Regions from separate parts of the Homo sapiens genome. Here region 1 is linked to region 2. Evidence: read pairs that join two places in POLR2A ChIA-PET (ENCODE). Cell type or tissue: PC-3. All regions are shown on one strand. Each heading gives the region's core, and the rest is flanking DNA. Links, peaks and the distances in the headings are about the cores only.

The links. Peaks named below come from ENCODE experiments on the same cell type or tissue, not always from the same donor. Only the 100,000 strongest peaks of a DNase experiment are listed, where the experiment ranks them.
Region 1: POLR2A ChIA-PET joins it to region 2 with 11 read pairs; 17 of 35 experiments call an interaction of 5 or more read pairs at or near these places.

The regions. Positions count from the first base shown.
Region 1 is chr11:8,691,475-8,702,616 of GRCh38, forward strand. It overlaps DENND2B (DENN domain containing 2B), which reads right to left. Exons shown (of 20, transcript NM_213618.2): 14 at 11,098-11,142; 15 at 7,739-7,916; 16 at 7,459-7,500; 17 at 6,051-6,162; 18 at 4,953-5,192; 19 at 3,989-4,075; 20 at 1,878-2,656. The coding sequence ends at 2,622. Among named protein-coding and RNA genes, the nearest start is that of SNORA3B, 12 kb to the left of the region's middle. RefSeq lists enhancers at 6,708-7,495, 7,496-8,281, 10,644-11,142 and a silencer at 7,488-7,782. In PC-3, for the core only: no CTCF peak of the experiment used is centred there; no DNase peak of the experiment used is centred there; H3K27ac peaks cover 557 bases.
Region 2 is chr11:8,856,777-8,873,096 of GRCh38, forward strand. It overlaps a transcript of DENND2B not described here. Among named protein-coding and RNA genes, the nearest start is that of AKIP1, 46 kb to the right of the region's middle. RefSeq lists enhancers at 6,157-6,657, 6,658-7,158. In PC-3, for the core only: no CTCF peak of the experiment used is centred there; a DNase peak (open chromatin) is centred at 7,275.

The sequences.
Region 1 (11,142 bases), core at 3,143-11,142, 170 kb before region 2:
AAAGAACGTGGAAAGAAGCCCTGAATATTTTTTGTAAACCTCAAGCCAGGCCCACTGTCCACACCCTCCTCTCCCCATAAGGCTGCTGTGCCTTGGCCATGGCAATCACTCTATGGGCCCTTGCAGCCTATTCTAAGCCATTATATGCCAGTACTGATTTTCTGGATTGGGACCAGAGCTGCAGCCACAGTAGCGGGGAGACATACCGCTCTGGTATTCACGGAAGGGCATACTAGATTTTAAAGACACATAAAAGTGGCAAAATTTATGAATAAGGCTGGATGTGGTGGCTCATGCCTGTAATCCCAGCACTTTAGGAGGACTGTTTGAGCCCAGGAGTTCAAGACTAGCCTGGGCAACATAGTGAGACCCCGTTAATGCAAATTTAAAAAAAAAATTTACACATACACATCTTGTGATCGGATCACATGTCTAAAGTGGTTCTTTGGAGCCATGCTGAAAAAGGAGGGGTGGAGAATTGGGGAGGAAGGGAGAGAGAGCGCATGTACCTTTTAGCCTTTTAGGAATTAAATCTGGTTTTTTGGGTTTTTTTTGAGATGGAGTCTCACCCTGCGCCCAGGCTGGAGTGCAATGGCGCGATCTCGGCTCACTGCAACCTCTGCCTTCCGGGTTCAAGCGATTCTCCTGCCTCAGTCTCCCAGTAGCTGGGATTACAGGCACCCCACCACACCTGGCAAATTTTTTGTATCTTTAGTAGAGACGAGGCTTCACCATGTTGGCCATTGCTGGTCTTGAACTCCTGACCTCGTGATCCACCCGCCTCGGCCTCTCAAAGTGCTGGGATTACAGGCATGAACCACCGCGCATGGCCTGTATTTTTCTTATTAAGGAATCTGGTTCTATGACTGTCCTAAGCCCAGGCTGAGTTAAGAGCGACGAGTTCTGGAGGGAACTACTTCCCACTCTGAGTCTTCTGGTTGTAATCCTTGTCTTTTCTCTTGATCTGAACTGAAGACTCATGAGGCTTCAATCTCTGTCCTAGTCCTGGCAAATGGCAGAGCCAGAAAATGACTTTGCCTTCCCAGAAGACAAACCCTCCACTTTATTCTGTGAGGCTGACGGCAGGCCCAAACCATGGACAGGTTGGGGCCTGTGCAGGCCTCAGTGGAGATGGGGAGGAGGAAGAGGGGAAGGAAACTTAGGATGGGATCATCTCTCAACAGGGTGGAAGGACAGGAAAACTTTACTCATGGTTCAAATCCTGTCAGACCCAAACACAATACCAAAGAAAATAGTTGCAGCTTAATGCCTCACTTGGGAGTTTGCAAAGTCTCTGCTCTCCGAAGGCCTTGGTGGGTGAAAAGCCTAAATCGTCCTTATTTCCCACCTTGCTTCTCTCCTTCCTCTTCCATGGAATGTAACCGTACTTTCTGTATGAAAACCTAGGGTTCCAATGGAAAAACGATTCACAGAGTGACATGCAAGAGTCACAGGGAGTAGGTCAGGGCTATGCCCAAGCCTGGGTTGGCATTAGCTGGGCTTTACTCTACCAATGTTAGGACACTCAATGACATCTTAGGGGCTTCAGGCAGAAGAGGAAAATGTTAAGATTTACCTAATAATGGGGCCGAAGGGCAAAGAGCATTCTTTCCATCACTGGAAACACTTAAGCACAGGCTGAACAGTTGAGGGAAGCTGAACTACTGCAATGACTGGGTATCTTCTAACTCTTAAGACCGGTCATGCAACTTAGGCTGGAGAACTCCATTTCAGGGGAGGTCAGTGACTCACACTGAAGCTAACCCCTTAATCTAGTACTCAGTTCCCTGTGTGATGGTGTTTCATCCCTGACTGGCCAGTCCCAGCCCATTCCCAGGAGAGAGAACTAGATAACAAAGCCAAGGAACACATGAGGCTCTGGGCCCAAACAACTGTACATTGTTTATTGAGAACACCCGTAGATGGGAAGGAGGGATGCCCTGTACCGCATCGTGGCCACCACTGACTGGGAGCCAGGCCCAGAGAGCACTGGCAGAGCTGGGGGTGGGCTTCCCATGACACACTGACCATCTCGGAGGGTGGGAGGAATGAGAGGACTAGGCCTAAGACCCTGGTGCCATGCTACAAATGGGGACTGATTGGCCTTTGCCTTTCAAAAACAGAGGGTATGGGTATGCGGACTACCAGCAAAAAATAGAAACTTGATTTTTTTAAAAGGTCCTCCTGTACATAACAAGACAGCATCTGCTCTCCAGGGCCCGGGACTGGCAGCGGGGACCTCAGGCAGGCAGGCAGGCCGAAGGCCTCCAGGGAAGATCAGTGGTTTGGCTGAGACAGTCAGCTGCACAAAACTGGCCAGTCACGAGCACCCAGCGAAACTTCATCCATGCTCTGGCAGGACAGGAAAGCACCCGGCCCCTTGGGAATATACAAATATTTGCCATATTCTCTTTGCTTGTTACAAAAAACAGTTAAGAAAGCTTACAGCAGATTATTTACAAACAGTATCCTGGGATATGATGAAGGCAGAGGTGGGCTGGCTTGGAGGATAGGATCTGTGGGGGCAGAGGAGCCACAGCAGCCCAGAGGGTCCCAGGCTGGGCCTTCTCCCCAGGCTTCAGGCTCTGCAAGGCACTGGACTCTGCTACTGAGAAGGAGGCTTAATTCTTCTTGTGGAGAAACTTCATTTTGTTGCCTGTGGGCCAGAGAGGACAAGAGAGAATGTTCAGTGTTATCCCTTCCAACCTCCACTCCCTCTCCTCCTTGTAGCCCTAACCCTGTCAGTGGGAGAGGAAGGATTAGGAAGACTGGATTATAACTGTGATCTGATCCAGGGTAGTGAAAACACGTGAGAGCTCTAATTAGGGCACCGGTATTAATCACTGTGTGGTTTTACGCAAGCCACTTAACCTCTTTGGTCTCAATTTCTCTTTAAACAGAAACATGCTATGATTCTCTGATCTGGCGGGCTGAGCACCCTGCAGGGAGGGGTGCATTTTGCAGGAAGGGCACTCGCACTGCTGTGTCTGCAGACCTGTTATGGTCTAGAGGAAAGCTCACTGGCTCTAATGGCCTTCATATTCACTCAGGAAGGAGTGCAAACAGAAAGACCTGATGTATGTGGGAACCTGGGATTCCTCTTTGTAATGCAATATGGTAAATACAGCCTGTCCTCCATATCCATGAGTTCTGCGTCCATGGGTTCCATGTTTATAGATTCAACCAACTGGAGATCAAGAATATTTGGGGGAAAAAATGGATGGTGGTGTCTGTACTGAACATATATAGACTTTTTTTTTCTCGTCATTATTCCCTAAACAATACAGTATAATATCTATTTACAGCTGGGCATGGTGGCTAACGCCTATAATCCCAACACTTTGGGAGGTCAATATGGGAGTATTACTTGAGCCCAGGAGTTTGAGACCAGCCTGGGCAACATAGCAAGACATCATCTCTACAAAACAAATTTTAAAAATAGCCAGGTGTAATGGCATATGCCTGTAGTCCCAGCTACTCAGGAGGTGGAGGAGGGAGGATCACGTGAGGCCAGAAGTTTGAGGCTGCGGTGAGCTAGGATTGCACCACTGCACTCCAGCCTGAGTGACAGAGCCAGACCTTGCCTCTAAAATAAAATAAATAAAATATAAAATAAAATAACAAAATTTATATTATATTAGGTATTATAAGTAATCTAAAGATGATCTAAAGTATATGGGAAGATGTGCACAGGTTATATGCAAATACTATGCCATTTTATAGAAGGGACTTGAGCATCTGTGGATTTTGGTATCCTTGGGTATCCAGGAACCAATCCCCCACAGATATTGAAGGACCACTACTGTGCAAAATGCCCTTGGAATTCTGGCTGAGAACCTTCTAGTCACTATGGGATGTCTACATCCTGTTCTGTCTACAGCCCCAGTATAACACCTGTTGACATTGATTTAGAGTATTCGGGAACACAAATCTCCCAGCCCCTTCCTTCTTGCTGAACATCTATCTCATCAGTAACAAGGCCACTTACCCAAACCTCGGAGAAACTTATTCATTCCACTCTGCTCAGTGTCTGGGAGTTCTTCTAAGTACTGCTCCACTCGCTGCTCAAAAAGGCCTGGGTAAAAGAAACAGGCACAGGGAAGAGAACAGTCATTGGAGGAAGGGAAGGAGAGGCCTACATGAAGGGAACCATGGAGCACAGATGCCAAAAAAGGAGAAAGAAAACATCTGGGATGATAATTTGCAGGAGCATCTTACTAGAATTCGGGCTGGCTCATCAAGGCGATCATTAGTGACATCTTGCCGGGGTTTGCTGCTGCCACCCTGCCTCCCCATGCACATTCCCAAGCTGCACTAGGTGAGGAGGCTGCTTCTCAGTTCAGAGCTGCCCCAAGTGGACATCTCTAGCTTCCTTCAGACAACTCTACCATGTTGTTCCAAAAAGGTTGTTATACTAAATGGATAGTATTAGAGGACAGAAGAAGTACTAACCCTGAGGTTAGACAGAAAAATTGTGATGAGATGAAAAAGCCCTCGAATGAGCTGATGAAATAGCAAAAAACAAGATAACCATCTGCCTTAAATGAAGACTGCCACCAACCTACGACAGCTGGCCCAATGCTCTGTAAGGGAATTCCCAACCACTGGGTTCTCAGAACCCCCGAAATTGCTCAGTCTGCTCCTTTTCTCTGGATAGAAGGGCTTTCTCCTATCTTTCTCTTTGAGGAGGGGGTGGGCAACCAATGGCATGCTGCTCCTAGGTGGAGATGAGTCCTACCTCTAGCCATGTGGCTTAGCTTGTGCATAGCCTTGTGAAGGCATTTACTGGGGCCGGAGGAGAAGAATGCTACCTTGAAGTTTCTAACAGAGGTAAAGGGATGTTAAGAGGCCTGGCCCTAGCTGATGTCCAAGAGCTTCCATCATAGTGCCTGGTTCTTCAGCCCTGCTGTGGGTGAAAAAATTAGAGAAGAGAGCTGATAACCAAGACTTACCCTTTGCCCGACACTTTCTTAGCTCCCTGTCTTGGATGAAGCCAGCAAACATCTGAGACTCCATAAAAACCTCAAGAAAGCGGCGGATGCTTTTGGAGGCCACAGATTTGCGGAAGGCCTCTCGCTGAAAGGCCCTCTCTCCCTTCTCACTCTGTGTCAGAAAGAGGGAGTAGTGCCCAACGGTCTCCACAAAGAACCGGATAAACACCTCCGACACCAGCCCATTGAGGGTATTACATTCTGGAAGGGAAAAGACAATCTTTGAGGTTCAGGTCAAGAGCCTGCAAAGCCTTCCTCAATCTTCCTGGTGTAGTCTTCCTCTCCCCAACAAGACTTCCAGCCAGTACCACTCTTCTGTTCTGGAAGCTCTTTTTGAGACCGAGTTTCACTCTTGTTGCCCAAGTTAGAGTGCAATGGCGCCATCTCAGCTCATTGCAACCTCCGCCTCCTGGGTTCAAGCAATTCTCCTGCCTCAGCCTCCCAAGTAGCTGGGATTACAGGTGCACTTTTTGTATTTTTAGTAGAGATGGGGTTTCACCATGTTAGCCAGGCTGGTCTCGAACTCCTGACCTCAGGTGATCCACCCGCCTTGGCCTCCCCAAGTGCTGAGATTACAGGCGTGAGCCACCACACCCGGCCTCTGGAAGCTTGCTTTCTTGTGCTCATAGCCTTGTAACTAGCCTACGAGCTGCAGAAGGCCAGAAACTATGTTCTGAACATGGAAGTTGAAACATAATTGCTGGATGAATTAAAGTAGAAACCAGAGCACCACTTTCATCATATCCCTCACCCTAAGTGATTTTTCTGGCTTCCAAGGAAGAGGAAGTGCCTTTCATCTCCTGCAATGGCTTGAGGCAAGGCCTCAGAAGGAGGAATAATTAGTTTTCTGTCAGCAGAAAGTATCTTTGGGGTTGCCACATGTCTTTGGGTTTTCCTTCCTAAACTACCTGGGGTAGAAAAGACGCTAGAGTGAGACCAAGGTCCTCATCAGCCAGAAAGGGTTTGGTGTGCAGAGGCAGAGTTCTGGCCCTATGGGGCCCTGACCCAGAGCAGAGGGAGCCTGGAGCAGAGCTGACCGTGCCCGGGCACTATTCTCACCATCGTCGGAGTCGCTGTCAGAGTCCTGGGAGATCAGCTCATTCTTCCTCTCCAGAGCCTGCTCCAGAGCTGCCTGTAACTTCCTAGGTAACAACGTGTCTTCGTCGTCCATCTGCAGGAGAAAGAAAGCACAGTGACAATCATAGCTGACACTGAGCACTTACTATGTGCTAAGACCTGTTAGAAGAGCGTGAGTAGATAATCTCATTTATCTCTCCCAGTAACCCTCATAACTATCATCAACCTCATTTTAAGATGAGGAACTGAAGCACAGAAAGGTTAAGAAACTTGCCCAAGATTACAGAGATTAAAAGTGGTAGAGGGTCAGGCGCAGTGGCTCACGCCAGTAATCCCAACACTTTGGAAGGCTGAGCGGGAGGATCGCTTGAGCCCAGGAGGGAGTTCGAGACCAGCCTGGGCAACTTAGCAGGTCCCTCTATCTGCAAAACACACACAAAAAAACAATTAGTCAAGTATGGTGGCATGCACCTGTACTCCCAGCTACTTAGGAGGCTGACATGGGGAGGATCACCTGAGCCCAGGCAGGTCGAGGCTGCAGTGTCATGACTGTACCACTGCACTCCAGCCTGGATGACAGTGAGACCCTGTCTCCAAAAAAAAAAAAAAAAAAAAAAAAAAAAAGGGGGTAGAGCCAGTGTGGCATTCACTGGCCTCTGTGACCAGGACCAGCCAGGGGTTCCTGATTAGGTCTCCCCAATTCCTCCATCTTCAGCTCCAGGCAGGAGGCACAGTTGGCTTGGGGCAGGGGGACTGTGGCCAGCCTGTGTCTCAGGAATGAAGTTAGACTGTTGTTTCGTCTCTATACTCTGTTTCTGTGTCCACATCACTATGCCTGGTACCCAGGGAGTCCTCAGCTCCGTCATTGGTGTGTAACAGACAATAAGTACATTTCCATAGGGGAGAGCACTGGGTTGTGCTCCTTTGTAGAGAGCCAGGAGGATTTCCACGACTAACAAAGGCTTTTTGTAGTTGACAACAATGATTGCAAACCTGTACGTTACATAACAATCTATAGTTATTTGTGTAACCCCCAGCAAACATTTCAAGGCAGGTGTTGTCACCACCTCTCCTTTAGAGCTCAGAAGAATTTAGAGGCCTAAGACCATGTGGCTCAAAGGGGGCAAAGTCCAGTGGCCAAGTCTGTGGACTCCCAGGCCGTGTTCTTCAAATTCCCACACTGCCTTCTAGAAGCTCATGATGTCACTGGAAAGGCGGACCCTGCTAAGGTCAAGGATTCCAAGACCAGCTTCTCCCCACCCTTGACTAGTCTGTGAGTAGTACTGAACCCAGAGAGAGAGCTCAACAAACAGGTTGTGAAGGTTGAGTAGTGTGTGTGATGGTGCAGGGTGCTCAGGAGCCCAACTCTAGCAAGCACCCACCCTCTTACCTGTCGGATGAATCGGTCAGATCCCAGATTCACCATCAGCGCCTGAGAAAAGGAGTCATTAGCAGAGTGGCTCAGGGCATGAGTCCCGCAATGCCCTCTGCCAGGCCTCCAGACCTCCCAGGTTCCCAGGGTCAGCTAACAGGAAGTACTCCAGCCGGGGATAGACCTCCCAGGGAGAAAGGATAAGAGCCTGGTAAAGAGGCCGAGGGGCCACAAGTAAGATCCCAGCACCTGCTTCCCCCTCCACCCTTCCCCCCAGCTGGTTCCCCCGGTGGCCCACCTCCTCCACAGGCAGCTCCTTCAGTTTGGGGAGGGAGCTGGAGAGCAGGCCAACCAGGAAGGGGGTGGGACAGCAGACGATGTCAATCATGGAGGCCGGGAGGACAGGAATGAAGGTGTGCTGCCAGGAGAAGGGGTAGAGCAAGGCCACCACCGCGTGGGAGCAGCTGGAGAGGGTACTGATGGGCAGACAGAGAGACAGAGTACCTGAGCCCAGGCCCAGGAACTTAGAGCTCGCTGGAGGCTCAGGACAGCCTTTGATCGTAAACCTCCCAGTGCAACAAAAATGCTAATGGGGTTCAGGGACCCTGCAGACTGGTAAAGTCCCCGCTTTCCCACTGCGTAGCGCCTCAAGGACAACAATGCTACTCTCTTAGGGAAATGTACCTGCAAACAGCCAGGAAGGTATGCAGCAACCCGCAGGACAGTCATCTGACAAAGATCTGGAAAAGGGCTGTCTCGGGTTTGGGGGGCACATCAGTGGGCCCGTGGCTGAGGAGGCAGTAGGTTTTGTAAACCCCTAGGGCCAGTGAATGCAGATCGTGGGTACCCTCTCCCACCCCACATCAGAACTAGGCAAGAGGGACAAAGAACTTGTGGAAAACCTAAAACATCAGCAACGGATCATGAGCTGGCTGGACCTACCCCTCCCCTCTCCAGCCAGAGGCAGACCCCAGGCAGAACAGGAAGGACATCTTTTCCAAGACCCCAGATTGGCAGAACTTGAATACCCGGCCAGGCCAAGAACAAGACCTTGGGATCGTCCCTCCCAGAATGGTCCTGGAATGTGCTCAGAGGCAGCTGCAACCACAGGAAACAATAGCTGTATTCACAGCCCCACGGGAGCTGGCCTGGGGGGGGGCAGGGTGGCAAAGAGGAAGCTCAGCCCTGAATTAGAGGGTAGAACCTTCAGGAAAAGAAACCTCATGGTCCAGGCTCTCTTAGGGGCCACTAAGGTCAGGCCAGGCCAGGGCACCAAAGCTGGGCAGTCAGGGGCTTTGTTGGCTGACAATGACCATGGCTGGTACACAGGAGGGGCCTCTTGGAACTGCTGTACCCAGCTCATTCCAGCTGTTGGGCTAGATTTCTTCACAAGGGCCTGATGGGCCCACAGAACACCTAGAAGTGTGAGACACAGAAGCATTGAGGCTGTGATGGGAACAAGTGAGGGGCAGTTTTCCTTTCTAAACCCTGGTGCTCTATGGAAAAGTCAGCAGCTCTGGTTTTTCTTCCTCCTTTCTTCTCCTGGGCTGAGGATGGGCCTGCGTTCCTGTCCCTCTGAAGGCAATCGGGAGTTCATTTCTCGGTTTCCTCTCAACTGCTTCCTCATACATACGGAAGGAAATACCCCAGGGATTCAGGACTTATTGGAGGACAAACCAGAACGGGGATTTTCCTTCACTGCCCTCCTGTGAGCACCTGACATTTAAGGTGGCTTAATCAATGTCCAAATGACCACTCTAGAGAAACCACTGCTTGGGATGGATTCTTTGACCAAAACAATATGTAACATGTTGCCAATAACCCATCCTGTTGTTGTAGGACTTACTAAGAAATTATTTTATGGAGAGAGGAAAAGTTTTTGTTTCCTTTTTTTAAAAAAATTTTTAAATTTTTATTTATTTATTTATTTTGAGACAGAGTGTCACTCCCAGGCTGGAGTGCAGTGGCACAATCTCCGCTCACTGCAACCTCCACCTCCTGGATTCAAGCAATTCTCCTGCCTCAGCCTCCTGAGTAGCTGGGACTACAGGCCCAGCTAATACAGGGTTTCACCATGTTGGCCAGGAGAGTCTCGATCTCTTGACCTTGTGATCTGCCCACCTCGGCCTCCCAAAGTGCTGGGATTACAGGCGTGAGCCACTGTACCTCATTTCCTTTAAAGCAGCTCAAAAATGTTTCTTGTCTGGAAAGAAAGCCCCGGCTCTTAGAGCCAGGCAGGCAACCTTTGATATGCAAATGAAGACCATTAGAAATTGGGTCCACCCAACATGGCAATTCCCACCGTTGTCCTCTTGCCCTTGCCCCTACAGGTGCCTAGCAGCATGGCTGCCCCGCATATTCCCACGTGTGTAGAACATCAGGCGCCCTACATTCGCATATTAAAAGGCTAGGATGGGAAGGCCAGCTTCCGGGGGGGGGGGGGGGAGGGGCTACATGAATGACATGCCTGGTCAAACCAATCCCCTAAGCCCTATGCAAATCAAACACCGCCTCCTCCAGCCTTCTTATCAAACTGGCTGGTATCCACAACACTTGGGGTTCCCTCTCTCGGCTTTGGAGCCTCTCTCCCTCTGTCTCTGTACTTTCTTCTTTCTGCCTTTCTCCTTCCCTTCTTGCCTATTAAACTCTCCGCTCCTTAAAACCACTCCACGTGTGTCGGTGTCGTTTTATCTAAACCAGCATAAGAACCAAAAACCCTAGTGTTCCTGCACTCATCGGAGCCGTATCACTTGTGCCTTGCCTGTGTCACCCCCTAACCACCACTGACATAAAACTTTTTTCTTTTTTAAACCTTGGCTGTCTAGAAGAGCTCCGACTTCTTACTTCCTAAACTGCCTCACGTCCAGTGACCATCACTTCTGCCACCCCTCCCATGGCCACCACCAGACCTTCTCGACACCTCTACCTCTAAAATCATAAATGCCAGCATTTCAGACCAAGACCTGTGACCCATCCAGCTCTTTTCTTACTCCTCCTAAACCAGCTCCCCGACTTCCCTGGCACCTCCAGGCCCTGCACATCATCTGTTTCCCGGTGTGGGCTGGCCAGCCTTCCTCACCCACTCTCCTCTCTGCACCTCAGTGCCCCCATCACATCCTTCTCCCCAGCCCTCCCATTGCCCAGCCCTGGGCCACTGCAGTTGCCTTCTCCAGGGGACACCCTCCACAGGACCCTCGCTGGCTGGCTCAGCATTCCTCACACTGTCCCCGGTCAGTGCTCTTGCCCCTTCCTCACAGCAGCTCTTTCCTCAAACTCAGCATCCCATTGAGATGGCTTTGCCTCCCCCTCCAGAAGAAATGCAACCATCCACCAAAAATCTCAATTTCTTAACCTTTCCCCTTTACATATCCCGGCACCTGCACAGTCTTGGCTGTTGCAAAGGAAGAAATATCCCTCCCTCTCCCCTCAGGCCAAGCCCTCCACAGGGTTCTCAATCCTGCCATCTGTGTGCTCCCAAACCCTGCTCCCTCACCCACACAGGGGTGCTACCTTTCCACCTAGTCTTCCATCTCCCTACGCACAGCCCCACTCCAGCACTGGTCTCCGGCGCCTGCTTAGGCTCCTGAACACTTGCTGATTCGCTTGTGGGTGTGCCTTCCCCCCTCCCTTCTGCTTTCTTGCCCGGCTGGGCCCTACCTGAGCTTATCTGCCACAAAAATGACCCGGCGCTCCAGCAGCAGT
Region 2 (16,320 bases), core at 3,677-11,676:
ACAGGTCTTGACTGTCACCCAGGCTAGAGTGCAGTGGTGCAATAATGGCTCCCTGCAGCCTTGAACTCCTGGTCTCAAGCAATCCTCCCACCTCAGCCTCCCGAGTAGCTAGGACTACAGATGTGTGCCACCATGCCCAGCTAATTTTTTACTTTTTGCAGAGACAGGGTCTCACCATGTCACCCAGGCTGGTCTAGAACTCCTGGGCTCAAGCAATTCTCCTGCCTCAGTCTGCCAAAGCACTGGGATTACAGGTATGAGCCACTGCACTTAGCCCCATCACTATTTTCACATCAGTATAATGTTATCTTGTATCCCTCCTGTCCTAACCTGGCCCAGGTTTCTTAGAAGAATTATCATCTGGATACTAAAATGTCATTTATAGCCGCATACAGAATTAAGGCAAAATACCAGGTCTCCTCCTTCTTATCCCCAAACTCTATTAGAAAGCTGAGTATACACATATTGCCTGATAATTTCATGTCATCTTCTCCAAAAACCACCACAAATCTCTAAAAACAGAAACAGAAATAACTAAAATGATACTAGGCCCTTAGCAATAATACCTGGATTGTTACAAGGGCCTCCTAACTCCTCTTAGCTTCTAGTTTCCTCCTCAATTCCAATCCATTTTCTATACTATCCATTCTGTCACCATCCCTGTAGAGAAAGACAGAACAATAGTCAAAGCATTTTCACATGCCTCCCACTCATTCCAAACTCAAAGTCTTCAAGATGACATTCAAGATCCCAGAGGATCTGATTCAGCCTGGTCTGTCTCCGATGGGCTCCTTTATAAACCTGCTGATTCCAATAGACCACCTATTTCCAGCCCATACAAGCCAACATCTTTTCTGCCTCTGGGCCTTTGCTCATGCTGCCCCTGGTTACTCCCCAACCCCCAGAGTCCTCCTGGATTCTGAAGGCAGCACTGTGTAGAAGAAAGGGAACTAAATTAGGAGTCAAAACACCTGGATGCCAGACGTGGTTCTGACATCAACTGGTTGTGTGCCTTTGGGCAGGTCCTACACCTCTCTGGGCTCAGTTTCCTGTCTATAAACAGAAAGATTGGACTAGTTCACCCTATAGCCCTTCCACCTTTAAAAAAAAGTATTCTTCGATTCCTATATGCTCGACCAAATCCAATCTCTCCTTCAAAGTCTGCAGGTCCTCCAAGAAATTTCTCTGAGCACTTCAGCCCACACTATTCTGTCCCCTCTGTGTGGAATCCAGAACAAATTACACAGTGCATTCATTCAACCAAGATTTCTGAGCATTTTCTTGGCCATGTTATGATAGCAAAGCCTTGGTAATAAACATAAAACCAGTTAGGACCCAGGCTGTAGTTATCACCTGTACCTCCCTTTCCTCTCCACTATTTTTACCCAAGTGAAGTCATGAACAGCAAATGAATGCAAAAGATACCATTTAGTCATTTATTTAACAAATATTTAAAGAAAACCTTCCATGTCCTATTCTAAAAAGTAAAGATATCAGTAAACAAATGGATCAAGTCCCTAACTTCATGGAGTTTATTTATTTGGGAAAGCAGACAGGAAAAACACAGAAATATGTAATATAATTTTAGGAAGAAAAAGAAAGGAGGGGATTAAAGAGTGACTCGGAGCAGTTTTACATAGGATGGGCAGAGAAGGCCTCCCTGAGGTGGCACACTCGAGCCCACACTCAAATGAACTGGGTGACAAACCAGCAATATTCAAGGAGAAGAGCATCCTAGGAGCAGGCAAAGGCCATGAGACAGAAGAGATGGGAGGAAGGCAGGAGCAGATGGGAGAGCTGGGGCTTAGACCACACAAGAACTTGGTAGTAAATGTGCATTGTACTTCTAAGTGTGATAGCATTCCATATGAGGGTAAAAAATATATATATTCTCATTGCTATGTGGAGAAGAGACTGCAAAGACAGGAGCAGAGGAGCCAGGACCAGCTGAGGATGGCTATTCTGAACCAGTCGAGGGCTTGGCTGGTCACCCAAACTAGGTCATTTCCTGGCTCTCCAGCTTATAAGCTGTGTGAGCTCAAGAAAGTCCATCTCTTGTCTCAGTTTCTACACCTTTAAGCAAGGATAATAAAAATACCTATATTATAAGGTTGTCTGGAAGGCTAGATTAGTGCACATAAAACCCTTACAACAGCCTCTGGCAGCCAGTAAACATTCCATAAATGCTAGTACTTCAAAGCCAGGGAATCACCTAAGAAAAGTGAAGACAGAGACAAGAAACAGGCTGAAGACTGAGCCCTTGGGCGCTCCAAAAGCTCCAAAGGCCTCCATTTGGCCCAAGATTTGCCATAAGCCTGCACGTCCTAAACCTTGTCTGGGGCTCCAAACCCCCTGTATGTATCAATAACTCAAAATTTAGAGCTTGATGATGTACTGCTTTATATCATTCTTTAGGTAACAATTATATGTTCTAAGTTCAGGTTATCACTTTCCCTCAGTTGTATTGTATATCTACTACCAGGCTTGGCATAGGGTTAGATAAACACTAACGTGTTTTTTTGTTTGTTTGTTTGTTTGTTTGTTTTTTTGAGACAGAGTCTCCCTCTCTCGCCCAGGCTGGAGTGCAGTGGCGCGATCTCGGCTCACTGCAAGCTCCGCCTCCCGGGTTCACGCCATTCTCCTGCCTCAGCCTCCCGAGTAGCTGGGACTACAGGCGCCCGCCATCGCGCCCGGCTAATTTTTTGTATTTTTTAGTAGAGACGGGGTTTCACCATGTTAGCCAGGATGGTCTCAATCTCCTGACCTCGTGATCCACCCGCCTCGGCCTCCCAAAGTGCTGGGATTACAGGCGTGAGCCACCGCGCCCGGCCACGTGTTTTGCAAATACTCATTCATGGATTATATCATGTATATTTCAAAGAAATCAATGTAAGGCACTATACTTCCTTTTAAAACAAAGAACCATCTTCTCTTCAAGGAATAATGTGAATTATAAGTTATATCCTCAGCACTGCCCCACTACCCCCACTACCCTATCAGTCCCATCTTGGCAGAGACAGGCATGCTGACCAAAGAAGTTACACCATCTGCCATGCCATTTTCCCACCTGACTTCCTGTCCACATGCTTTGTGAACAAAGTTTTCTGTCTCTTCTTTCCTGGAAATTTCTCAAGCTGTAAAAACCTCCCATACCTAGCAACATGTCACACCTGCCCCTGTCCCCAGAATTCCCCATGGCCCTTAAAAAAGCCTAAACAATGAAGCCAAAATATTCCCAGAAAAACAGGAGCATCAAAACTTAGGAAGAAAAGAGGGAAAGAAAATGGGCATAACCCAAATAAACACCTAGAGAATCATCCAGCAGGGTTCTTCCCGCCAAGGTACAGGAATCTCAGTGCCTTCAACTAGTTACTATGAATATTTATAAAATGACCTTAGGAAGTCCTAGCCAGAACAATCAAGCAAGAGAAAGAAATAAAGGGCATCCAAATTGGAAAACAGGAAGTCAAACTATCTCTGTTTGCTAATGATATGATTGTACACTTAGAAAACCCTAAAAGATGCCTAGATCCTCCAAAAGACTCCTAGATTTGATAAATTCAGTAAAGTCTCAGGTTACAAAATCAACGTACACAAATCAGTAGCACTGCTATATACCAACAACCACCAAGATGAGAATCAAATCAATAACTCAATCCTTTTTAATACCTTCAAAAACAAATAAAATACCTAGTAATATACTTAACTAAGAAGGTGAAAGAGCACTACAAGGAGAACTACAAAACGCTGCTGAAAGAAACCACAGGTGACACAAACAAATAGAAATACACCCCATGCTCATGAAATCAAAGAATCAATATCATGAAAATGAGCATACTACCCAAAGCAATCTACAGATTCAATGCAATTCCTATCCAAATACTAACATCATTTTCGAAAATATTAGAAAAAACAATTCTAAAATTCATATGGAACCAAAAAGGAGCCCAAATAGCCAAAGCAATCCTGAGCAAAAAGAAGAAATCTGTAGACATCACGTTACCTGACTTATACTGCAAGGCTATAGTAACAAAACAGCAATGGTACTGGTATAAATGTAGATACACAGACCAGTGAAACAGAATAGAGAACCCAGAAATAAGCCAAATACTTACAACCAACTAACCTTCAACAAAGCAAACAAAAACATAAACTGGGAAAAGATACCCTATTCAATAAATGGTGCTGGGAAAACTGGCTAGCCACACGCAGAAGAATGAAACTGGATCCCTATCACTCACCATATACAAAAATTAACTCGAGATGGATCAAAGATTTAGATCTAAGACATGAAACCATAAAAATTCTAAAAGAAAACTTAGGAAAAACTCTTCTGGACATTGGGTGAGACAAAGAATTTATGACTAAGACCCCAAAAGCGAATGTAACAACAAAAATAAATAAATAAATGGGAACTAATTAAACTAAAAGGCTTCTGCACAGCAAAAGAAATAACCATTAAACAGACAACCCGCAGAATGGGAGAAAATATTTGCAAATTATGCATCTGACAAACAACAAATACCTAGAATCTGCAAGGAACTCAAATAATTCAGCAAGAAAAAAACACTCCCATCAAAAACCGAGCAAATGATATGAATAAACATTTCTGAAAAGAAGATATACAAATAGCCACGAAATATATGAAAAAAATGCTCAACATAACAAATCATCAGGGAGATGCAAATTAAAACCACAATGAAATACTCTACCTTACTCCAGCCAGACTAGCCATTACTAAAAAGTCAAAAAACAATAGATCTTGACATGGATGTGGTGAAAAGCAAATGCTTATACACTGCTGGTGGGAATATAAATTAGTACAACCTCTATGGAAAACAGTATGGAGATTTCTCAAATAACTAAAAATAGATCTACCATTCAATCCAGCAATTGCACTACTGGGTATCTACTCAAAGGATGAGTCATTATATCAAAAAGATACTTGCACAAATATGTTTATCGCAGCACAATTCACAACAGTAAAGATACGGAACCAACCTAAGTGCCCATCAACCAATGAGTGATTAAAAAATGTGGTATGTATACACCATGGAATACTACTCAGCCATAAAAAAAGAATGAAATAATGTCTTTTGCAGCAACTTGGATGGAGCTGGAGGCCATTATTCTAAGTGAAGTAACACAGGAATGCAAAACCAAATACTGTATGTTCTCACTTATAGGTGGGAGCTAAGCTATGGGTATGCAAAGGCATATCGAGTGGTATAATGGATTATGGAGACACAGAAGGGGGAGGAAGGGAGGGAGGGAGGGGAGATGAAGGGTTACAAAGACTACATATTGGGTACCATGTACACTACTCAGGTGACTGGCACACTAAAATTTCAGACACAATTCATCCATATAATCAAAAACCACTTGTACCACAAAAGCTATTGAAATAAAAAATACATATTTTTAAAATATAATAATAATGAAACATTTAAAAATAAATACATAAATAAAATGACCTCAAGTGATAAGGGTTTCCAACAGAACAAAGGTCCAAGTCAGTGAGGGGAAAAAGATTAACTTTTTCACTCTTTTTTTTTTTTTTTTTTTTTTTTTGAGACAGGGTCTCACTCTGTCATCCAGGCTGGAGGTCAGTGCCACAGTCTCGACTCACTGCAATCTCAACCTCGGGTGATCACCTCAGGTGATCCTCCCATCTCAGCCTCCTGAGTAGCTAGGACCACAGGTGTGTGCCACTGTGCCTGGCTAATTTTTCTAATTTTTGTAGAGATAGGGGTTTACCATGTTGCCCAGGCTGGTCTCAAACTCCTGAGCTCAAGAGATCCACCTGCCATGGGCTCCCAGAGTGCTGGGATTACAGGTGAGTGCCACAGTGCCTGGCCAACTTTTTCACTTATTTATTCAGTTTCCACAGAACTATCTGGTCTTCTGTTTTTCTTCCCTGTCCTACCCACCCATGCTCCCACACGCCTAGCCTGGGTGATAAGCCGCAGAAAATAACGCTGACCCACCAGGACCACAGCTCTTGATGTGGCTTCAACCAAGTCTGAGCCTCATATCCTGAGATCTACCCCAGCCCTCCAGGGACCAGAAATAGTGACAAATACATGGGAACTATGTAGGCGACTCAAATGTAGACAGAGCTGGGCACATCATACTGCTCCCAAATTGGTTTTCTTGAACAAACCTAACCTGAAATAGACAAAGGCTGCTAGATGTTATTTTGCCAATACCTTTTGGCAGAGCTATTTCTAGCTAATTCTGATCACTGAGCTACTCATGGAGGTTTTAAAAATGGTCCATCTTTAAACCTACCATTTTGGGAGGCAAAAGTGGGAGGATTGCTTGAGCCTGGGAGTTCGAGACCTGTCTGGGCAACATAGGGGGACCCCGTCTCTAAAAATAAGTAAGTAAATTAATTAATTAAAAAAAATTTTAAATGGCCCTCTGAAACAAGATATAAAGTGGCCTCTACCCACGCCCCATGACTCTTAACGCCACTTTCTTTTTTTTTTTTTTTTTGAGACCGAGTCTTGCTCTGTCACCCAGGCTGGAGTGCAGTGGCACGATCTCGGCTCACTGCAAGCTCCACCTCTCAGCCTCCCCAGCAGCTGGGACTACAGGCACACGCTGCCACGCCTGGCTAATTTTTTTGTATTTTTAGTAGAGAAGGGGTTTCACCATATTAGCCAGGATGGTCTCTATCTCCTGACCTTGAGATCCGCTCGCCTCGGCCTCCTAAAGTGCTGGGATTACAGGCGTCAGCCACTGCGCCCGGCCTGCCTCTTACGCCACTTCCTATGCAAACACTGTGGTCCTGAGTGCTATTCTAATTCAAAAGAGTGACCTGTCAATGTACAAATGGGGGAAAAATAGCAAAACGGAATCCTCACAACTGATATTGCTGATTAACTGGACAAGAAGGATTCAATTAATATACTTTGACCTTAAGTGCCATTTTTCCATGTTAACCCACAGCACCAAATACTCATTTGCAAGTTGGGTTTTCTTTATCTCCAGGTATCTATGTACAGATTCGAGTGACTACTGAAAAGTACAAAGCTTTGATTCCCCTCCCATACAATTATACTATTTTCAAGAGAATTTCCATTCCCCTGGGACTTGGACCCAGTAGAAGAAGCCTTTTGGGTCTAAGTACTTAGAATGCACTCATCCCTGGCTCAAGAGGCAAGACCAGACTTTCAAGAAAAGCTTCTCCAGGCAGTCCTGGAGAAAGACAGCTATTGAGTGGCACTTCCTAATTCAAGGGGATATTATGCTAACTAGAGTTCCCGGCAACAGTAAATGTAATCCAACATGACTAATAGAAAAAATAACTGACTAGGCCCTGTTTACTCACTAGAAAATATATCCCCACATGATGAGCCTTAACAGAGGTCATCTCAGCTTCCAGAGACCAGAGTGTTGTAAAAACAGTTGCTTCCCAACAGCAATATTTGGATCAGGAGGTACCCAACACTCATATCCAAAACTAATTTCCCATCCAATTTCTTTTGTTGTTGTTGTTATTTTCACTCAGGGGCTCACTCTGTTGCTCAGGCTGGAGTGTAGTGACACAATCTCGGCTCCCTACAGCCTTGACCTCCCAGGATCAAGCAATCCTCCCATCTCAGCCCACCGTTTAGCTGGGACCACAGACACGCACCGCCACGCTCGGCTAATTTTTGTATTTTTTTCATAAGGACAGAGTCTCACTGTGTTGCCCAGGCAGGTCTCAAACTCCTGGCTTCAAGCAATCCTCCCAATTTGGCCTCCCAAAGTGCTGGGATTACAGGTGTTAGCCACCAGGCCTGGCCTCCATCTAATTTCTTAACTTCATCCACTCATTGATTCATCAAACCCCTAACATTAAGCATATTCACTGAAGAAAGGTAATAAGAGAATAAACAGATGCCCGTACACACCCCAGTGCTTTTTCCGCAGGAGATATTCAAAAACTATAGGACACAAGAAAGGAAAAGTATATAAATGATAGTGATACAGAGCACTTCCCAGAGACCAGTGTCTGACAGTCTCAGGACACTGACTCTGATTAAAGGCACTTTTTACCCCACTCTAGTTAGCCGCCTCCAAAAGGAAGAATGGAACAAGACGGAAAAAATTTAAAAAATCTAAATTCAAACTTGTCCTTGGCTAAATTTACATCCAAGATCCCAACTTCACATCAAAGAAAGAAAAAAGCCACCCAAAGTGACCCCTGCCTACTCAAAGGAGTTTCCAAAACATTAACAAACAGGGACAAATTCCCAGCATATTCTAATTACTATGACCTTTTATCATTAAGAGTCCCATAAAAAGGGGCTTATTTCTAATGCTACTAACAAAGGGTTAAGCAGATTATTTCTATCATATTTGCATGGAGATCCTAAATTCCAGTTTAAACAAATGATTCCCAGACTTCTAGATAGGCCTTAATTGGGCTAATCTGTTACTTTTAGTGCAATCTCGCAAAGGCTGGATTCTTCTTAAGCCCTTAAAGGACTTGAGTAAAATTCTTTTGATGGTAATTTTTTTAAAAGATCATCTCCAGAGTTTACATATATTCCACAATTACTTATGCTGATAGAAAAAAATATATATATTTTACTCCAAAAGGCTCCTTCCAGTTTGAAAGCTCTAATTGCCAACATATCTGATATGAACTTCCTGCATAAAACAAAACACAAAGCAACAAGTATAATCATAGGTCTAAAAAGAGAGACTTGTTAAGGAAAACAGAGAAAGCTCAGCTTGTTTAGCCAGAGGAAGGGAAGGAAAGGATGGGTACAGATGGGACAGTCTGTACATTTGGTAGCTGCCTTTGGAGTCCAGGAAAGACAATTTGTTCACTCTGTGAACATGTGTGCATTGAAGAGGGACAGGAAAACAGTAAAAGTAGGAAACATTAAAAGAAAAGCTAACTACAAGGAGATAATCTGTGATCATCAATCTGGAAACCTTCCTTAGAAAGTGTTTCCCAGGGAAATTGTGAGATCTCTTTAAGAGAGATTAAATCTCTTCAGAAAGATTTAAGGATATTTGGAGGTGGAGGAGGTCAAAATAGTCAAAGTTCTACCATACTAGGAGATTACATCTGAGTATCAAAGGGATATTCCAGTCCTGGGGAATTGTCCAAATGCCATCCCCACTAAAAAATAATTTAGACTATTTTTAAAGAGGATATTGCAGCCCTATTTTTCTTTTTCTTTTTTTTTCTTTTATTTTGAGACGGAGTCTCGCTCTGTCGCCCAGGCTGGAGTGCAGTGGCGCGATCTCGGCTCACTGCAACCTCCGCCTCCCGGGTTCACGCCATTCTCCTGCCTCAGCCTCCCCAGCAGCTGGGACTACAGGTGCCCGCCACCACGCCCAGCTAATTTTTTGTATTTTTAGTAGAGACGGGGTTTCACCGTGTTAGCCAGGATGGTCTCGACCTCCTGACCTTGTGATCCGCCTGCCTCGGCCTCCCAAAGTGCTGGGATTACAGGCGTGAGCCACCGCACCCGACCTGCAGTCCTATTTTTCTAAGCTCTTAGCTATCTTAGAAAACCTAAATCACCTGTTTAATAAATTATTAAAATGACAAGTACCAAATACAAAAACATTAACTATGTAAGCAATGCATCAAAAATGCAACCAAACATTTCTAACATTTAAATAAGGGCATTGCCAAAGTCTCTTCTTGAGGCCCCAACTCTCAAAACTAGGTTCAAGAGCATTCTCCCGGGAAGACATACCAAATGATCCCCAACCAACAATGAGCTTTGCCATTCTCTGGAGGAATGACCACATAACCTATAACCAGAGGCTACAGAGAAAATAAAATGACTTTCAGGTGACACAAAATACAAACTGGGAGAAGGAACCAAGGTGCTAATCAGGGTGTGACCACCTCTATCTGGCCCTAAGGGATTACCCTGATCTAGAAGAACTAGGAAAACTGAGCTCAGAGATCTCTCAAACATCAAATTCCAGGAACTTCTGAATAAATGGCAAAGCTGGAACTTTAACCCAGGTTTTTGTACTCCAAATCCCCTACACTAAGAGGGGTCACATTCCTCAGAGGTCCAAAACCCAAACTGAGTCATATCCTGACCCATGTAGAGGTCCTGGTGATAATTTCACCTATCAAAACCCCATTCAGTAAGGCAAGCTCTCCAAGGTGTGAGAGGCTCTTAAAGGTAAAAATGGGTGTGGAGAACCGAGATCATATTTTGATTTCGCATTTTTTATTTGACAAAAAACCATGGGTGACTCTAACATTAATTAAAAGAAAACTTCTTTAGTTGACAAACATCACTTTTCTGCCTGTCAAGCTGCCCCTCCTTAGTGAGCCCTCCTGCTAGGGGATATTCCTTGGCCAAACAACCAAGTCTCCAGAGCACTAGCAAGTTCAGAGGAAACGGCGTACAGGTTGCACAAGAAATAGCAAGAAATCCAGATTGTATTCAAAGCGGCAGACTAATTCTAGTAAAATGTCTCCACCCACTGCTGCCCTTCCTGAGCCCATTATCTGCCGAGAATCAAAGGGCCTGGCTATAAATGTGGGTGTCCAATGTCCTTATAAGCTCCATAAGCTGTATACATGAACAATACGATTAACTGGTAAGAAATGTGGAGGGGTAGGAAGACCTTTGCACATCTCTAAATCCTGGCTTTCCTATCCCTTCTAAATCCCCACGCAGGAACTCTACAAAGGCCTCCTGTTTTTCCTCCATAACACAAAGTGAAATAAATGTATATTTTATGTTAATCTTTCTCATAATTAAGAAAGGTAATCTAAATTCACTTTTACCTTACTAGTACCAAGTTTTAAAATTCAGCTTTTTTTTTTTTTTTTTTTTTTTGAGACAGGGTCTCACTCTGTCACTCAGGCTGCAGTGCAGTGGCATGATCATGGCTTACTGCAGCCTCAACCTCCTGGGCTCAAGTGATCGATCCTCCCACCTTAGCCTCCTGAATAGTTGGGACCACAGGCACATGCCAACATGCATGATTAATTTTTGTATTTTTTGTAGAGACAGGGTTTCACCATGTTGCCCAGGCTGGTCTCCAACTCCTGAGCTCAAGCAATCTGCCTGCCTCTGCCTCCCAAAATGCTGGGATTACAGGTGTGAGCCACAGCACCTGGCCAAAATTCAGCATTTTTAAGAAATAAGAGAATATGAGAGGAAAAGGCACATCAACTTACCTAAGATGTTTAGGGCGAGGAAAAGCTTTTAAACAAATTACAACATTGATCTACCTCTCAGGGTAGTCATGAAAGAAAAAACCAAAGCATTGCGAAACATGGGGGAACATAAAGGACAAACCAGCAGTGGCATTGATCCACATACACATTCCATTTCAGCGTATGCCTGGTAAGATTCAGCTCTTTTCTGATCCAGAGCAGCCCCGTGGTCACTCCAACTAGCTCTTTACCCAGTGAACCAAGCTACTCGCTGCAGGGTACAGTAAGTGAGACAGGAATTGAAACACCCAGATATCCTGGCTACATTTCCTTTTTGAACCTCCTCATTAGGAATTATGACTTGCACATGACTTGTGATGAGCATGTCACATTCCTGTACATAGATGTCACCTTAATCTTCTAAAATCACTGCTTTACCCATAGCTCCTTTTCTCAAAAATCTTTAAAACCTAAACAATGTCTACAGGATAAAGTTCCAGCCCTTGAGCCAGAATTCAACCTGACCACAGTTCGGCTTCCACTGGACCTCCCACTGCTCTTTGGAGAAGGCAGCTGTGAAAGCACCCATGTTAGTCTGAGAGCCAGGCATTGGAATTCCAGCTCTGCCACTTTACCACTTGTGTCATCCCAAGCCAGTTACGTATCTTTTTGATCTTGTCTTTTTAAAAACAAGAATTCCCTCATCTTTAAAACAAGAGCAACAATACCTATGTCACAACACTGAAGGATGAAAGAGAGAGCTGGCAGGTGGCATAGAGCAGATGCTATTACTTTTCTCTCTAGGTCCAGTCCAAATGGTCTGCTCTCCATTCTCTTGAAAGCTTTCCCCAGCAACTCTCCACCAGTTTCAGAAGCATACTTTGCTTCAAGGCTCTCCCCTCTTCTATGAAACCGCCCTGCCTCAGAATCATTTTCTCCTTGAGCTTTATAATTCTTAGATTCTAAGCCAAGTTTGTCCAACCTGCGGCCCATGGGCCGCCCAGGACGGCTCTGAGTGTGGCCCAACACAAATTCGTAAACTTTTAAAAATATTATGATTTTTTATGCGATTTATTTTAAGCTCATCAGCTATCCTTAGAGTCAGTGTATTTTACATGCGGCCCCAGGCGATTCTTCTTCCAGTGTGACCCCGGGAAGCCAAAAGATTGGACATTCCTGTTCTAAGCCAATTGATCTGAAATTATCCTTCACTCAAATGTCACTTCTCTTTCCCCAAGGAGTCCACAAACTCAAGACCAAGGATTTCCCTAATTACCAAGCCAATCCAATCTAAGCGTTCAGTAAAAAAATACTTTTAAGGTAAGAGTTGCCTTGGAGTTGTCTACCAAAATGGGTGCCCTTCTGGCCCAATTAGGGGATAACATTTCCCATACATACACTTGAACAATTTTTCTTCCCCCTATCTTGGGGAGTTTTTCCAAAGGTAATATTTGCCAGATAGCCTGGGCCCAGTGGCTCACGCCTGTAATTCCAGCACTTTGGGAGGCCCAGGCGGGTGGATCACCTCAAATCAGGACTTTGAGACCAGCCTGGCCAACATGGGGAACCCCATCTCTACTAAAAATACAAAAATTAGCCAGACGTAGTGGCAGGCGCCTATAATCCCAGCTACTCGGGAGGCTGAGGCAGGAGAATTGCTTGAACCCAGGAGGCGGGGGTTGCAGTGAGCCGAGATTGCGCCACTGCACTCCAGGGACAGAGAGAGACTCCGTCTCGAAAAAAAAAAAGAAAAAAATTTTTTAAATAAAAAATATATGCCAGATAAATAAAAAGGAGGGTTACATCTATGTTAGTCACCTAGGAACTCTCTGCCAGACCAGCAGAATTTAAGAAGCCTTCACTTCATGCATTCAACAGGCTCTTCTTGAGTTCTGGCCTTGTGCGGTCCTTAATTCAGCAAGGGAGATAGGCTGTGAACAATTCAGTCTCTATCTTGGATTAGCTTTCTGGACCCCAGATTACGTCTAACCTTTTAGAAACCCCTAATTCTGGCAAAAAAAAATCAATTAAGGGATTCACCTTCTGAAAAATATTAAAACAAAACAATGCAGCCCTTTGGGTTTTAACCCTGTGGCCCCATCCCAAAATGGCCAGTTGCAGTGTGTGCAGCTAAGAGGTAGCTGAAAACAGTCTTGCAGATGGGATAATGACCTCTTTGCCATTCCCAAGACCCTGCTATCCAAACAGCAGAAACACCTGGTTGGTAATAAAAGCAAGAGCTGGACTAAGGCTGTACTAAGGCAAATTTTCTCACTTAATGAAGAAGTTATTTTATTCATATTAATCATCAACTACTTTCATATAAAGATCCCAGGAAAATGCAATAAGCCCTCTTTAGAAACACTTGAAAACATTGTCTCTTGAACTCTACTCAGTTACTAAATTATTGGATAACGTGCCATAAACGTTGACTAGAGTGTGGACCCTTTAATACTTAGTGCGTGTCTGCACAAGGGCAAAAAGTGAACCATCCACAAATAAACATAGTTTAACTTGTTGCAGTAATAGCATGCAAAGTTAATTTTCCTTTGTTTGAGTTCCGTGTGTCTGTGTGTGTTGTGCGTGTGTATGTGTGTGTGTGTGTGCGCGCGCGCGCGCGCGTTCTTCAAGGAGCCTGCATACAAGCTGCAACAGCTCCAGGTAGGAGCTCGAATGCCGCCACCGAGAGGCAAGGCGGTGCGCAGAGCCAGCTCCCAGGACGTCCCGAGATCGGGTCTCCGCTCGGCACCAGGCAGCTCTTCACCGCCGGACTCTGGCCGCGAGGTTCCCCACCCCCAACCGCGCGGCCCCCGCCGGGCCGGAAAGCAGAGCCGGCGGCTACTGACCGCCCGGGAGGGCGGACCCCACCAGCCCCGCTCCTCTGCGCCTGCGGCGGCCCCCACGCGCGTACTCACGGAGCTGGACACCGCTGCCGGGGCCGGGAGTCGGGAGCAGAGGGAAAAGGGCTGGGAGGGCAGGGGCGGGACCGGGCGCGCACGCGGGAACCGGGGCCACCCGGCCCGGAGGCGCTTACCTCTGCGTTCCCCAGCCGGGCCGGGCGCGGCGCCTGGATGGGGTCTCGCCGGGAGCCGCGCGGCCCGGAGGAGGAGCCGCTCCTGCAGAGAGGGCGGGCGGCGGGCAGGCATCCGCGCCCCGGGCTGCGGCCGGGCTGCAGGGAGAGAGAGGGGAGGGAGCGCAGATTTGAGTGGAGGGGGCGTGGAGGATGTGCGCCTCCACCCAAGACAGAGAGGGTGGGCTGCTGGAGCCCGGCGGAGGGGAGCGCTCGGAGGCGCCGGAGGCAGCGAGAAAGCCGCGCCGAGAGTGTGCGAGGGAGGGTGGGGGACAGGGGTGAGGGAGGCGGGGGCCGGGGGCAGCAGGGAGGAGAAGTTGGCCCCCAAACTGGACGGCCCTCACCTCCTCACCATCCGACCAAGAGTTGTCTGGGTCTGGAGCAAAGCACAACGGGGTCTGAAACTTTATGTCATTTTCTCATACACACGTGACCCCCCTGGAGTCCAGATGGTTTCAATCACTGGAGGAAAAAAGCGGCTCTTCTGGTATGCGTGAAAAGCCGGAGCTGGGAGAGTCTGGGAAAAGCTGCCTGCACCGCCCGCCGGCCTTCAAACAAACCGATGAGCTCTTTCCCTTCTCCCAGTTCTCGGGCCTCGGGGGAGCCCTACAAAACCCAAATGAAATTCAAAGAAGCTACTTTTGGTACTGCAGCAGCAGCAGAACTCCCAAAGCACTAGGGTTCCAAGGAGCCTGGTCTCAACCGAAAGCTCCAAAAGGGATTCTGAAATTTTACTTTAAATACTCCACTGGTTTGCAAAAACAAAAACTAGAAAAGGGTGCCATTTAATAATAAAGCAATGGAATAACAGCACTGAGAATCTGTGATTTATTAGTGGAATTTGAAGGAAATCATTAGCCCAGTATAACAATCAACTTGGAAAAGAAAAATGTAAATTACTTAAGATCCAAACCCATACTTAGTGAGATGTTAGGAAATCGTGTAATCCATTTTTTACTCACGTAAATCACTGTAAATAAAATTTGATAATAGAAATGCACAACAGCAGCAATGAAAATTGACTTTTGAAGTTTCAGTTTTACATTGACTTTACAAATTTACATTTCTAAGGAACCAGTGTGTATGAACATAAGCAGGCTCCAAGGCCAGGACATGTTCCAAAATCCAAGCCAGTTCAATTGTCACATATCCTAAAGAGGTATTTACTCAGCTGCAGGGCAAGCATCAAAAATAATGAGTTTAAGATACATCCTGAGGCCGGGCGCGGTGGCTCAGGCCTGTAATCCCAGCACTTTGGAGGCCAAGGTGGGCGGATCACTTCAGGTCAAGAGTTCAAGACCAGCCTGGCCAACATGGTGAAACCCCATCTCTACTAAAAATACGAAAGTTAGCAGGAGTGGTGGCAGGCGCCTGTAATCTCAGCTACTAGGGAGCCTTGAGGCAGGAGAATCCCTTGAACCCAGGAGGCAGAGATTGCAGTAAGCCAAGATCGCACCACTGCATTCCAGCCTGGGCAACAGAGTGAGACTCCGTCTAAAAAAAAAAAAAAAAAGAAAAAAAAAGATACATCCTGGAAATAATTTAACTTGGTCAAGATCGAACACAAGTAATGGCAAGAACCAAACTGATAAAGTCTACTGTTCCTTTGCCAAAAAAGGATATTACACAGGAATTACTAGTATTAACTCTTTGTCTCCAAAATACTGAGGCCAAAGGACAGTTTGGCCTTTCTAGCAGAAGGCCTTATATGCGGTGTGATGCAGTCTGCGCATGAAAAATAAATCAATTCCTCGTTGAGTTGCTTCTACATTAGGAAAGCCCAAGATTTCAGCTGTTGTTGAGGCACATTGAAAACACAAAGGCCAAAAATCAGCACAGGTTTTACTCCAAAAATCAGAACAGTTTTACTTTAATCAGAACAAGTTTTTCTCCAAACTCACAATCTAAGTGAGTTTCTACTCTAGTTCACTGAAGTGCTTGAACACCTCAGGAGACCTGGGCCATATTTGGATGAACTTAGCCCTCTCCAGTCTTTTCCAATCTCTCCAATCTCAAATTAGGATGGTTCTGCCCCAAACGTGGAACAAGAGAACTCATGAATGTAAAGGCAAGCCACAGAATTTAGCCAGCCTCCAGGTAAATTCTA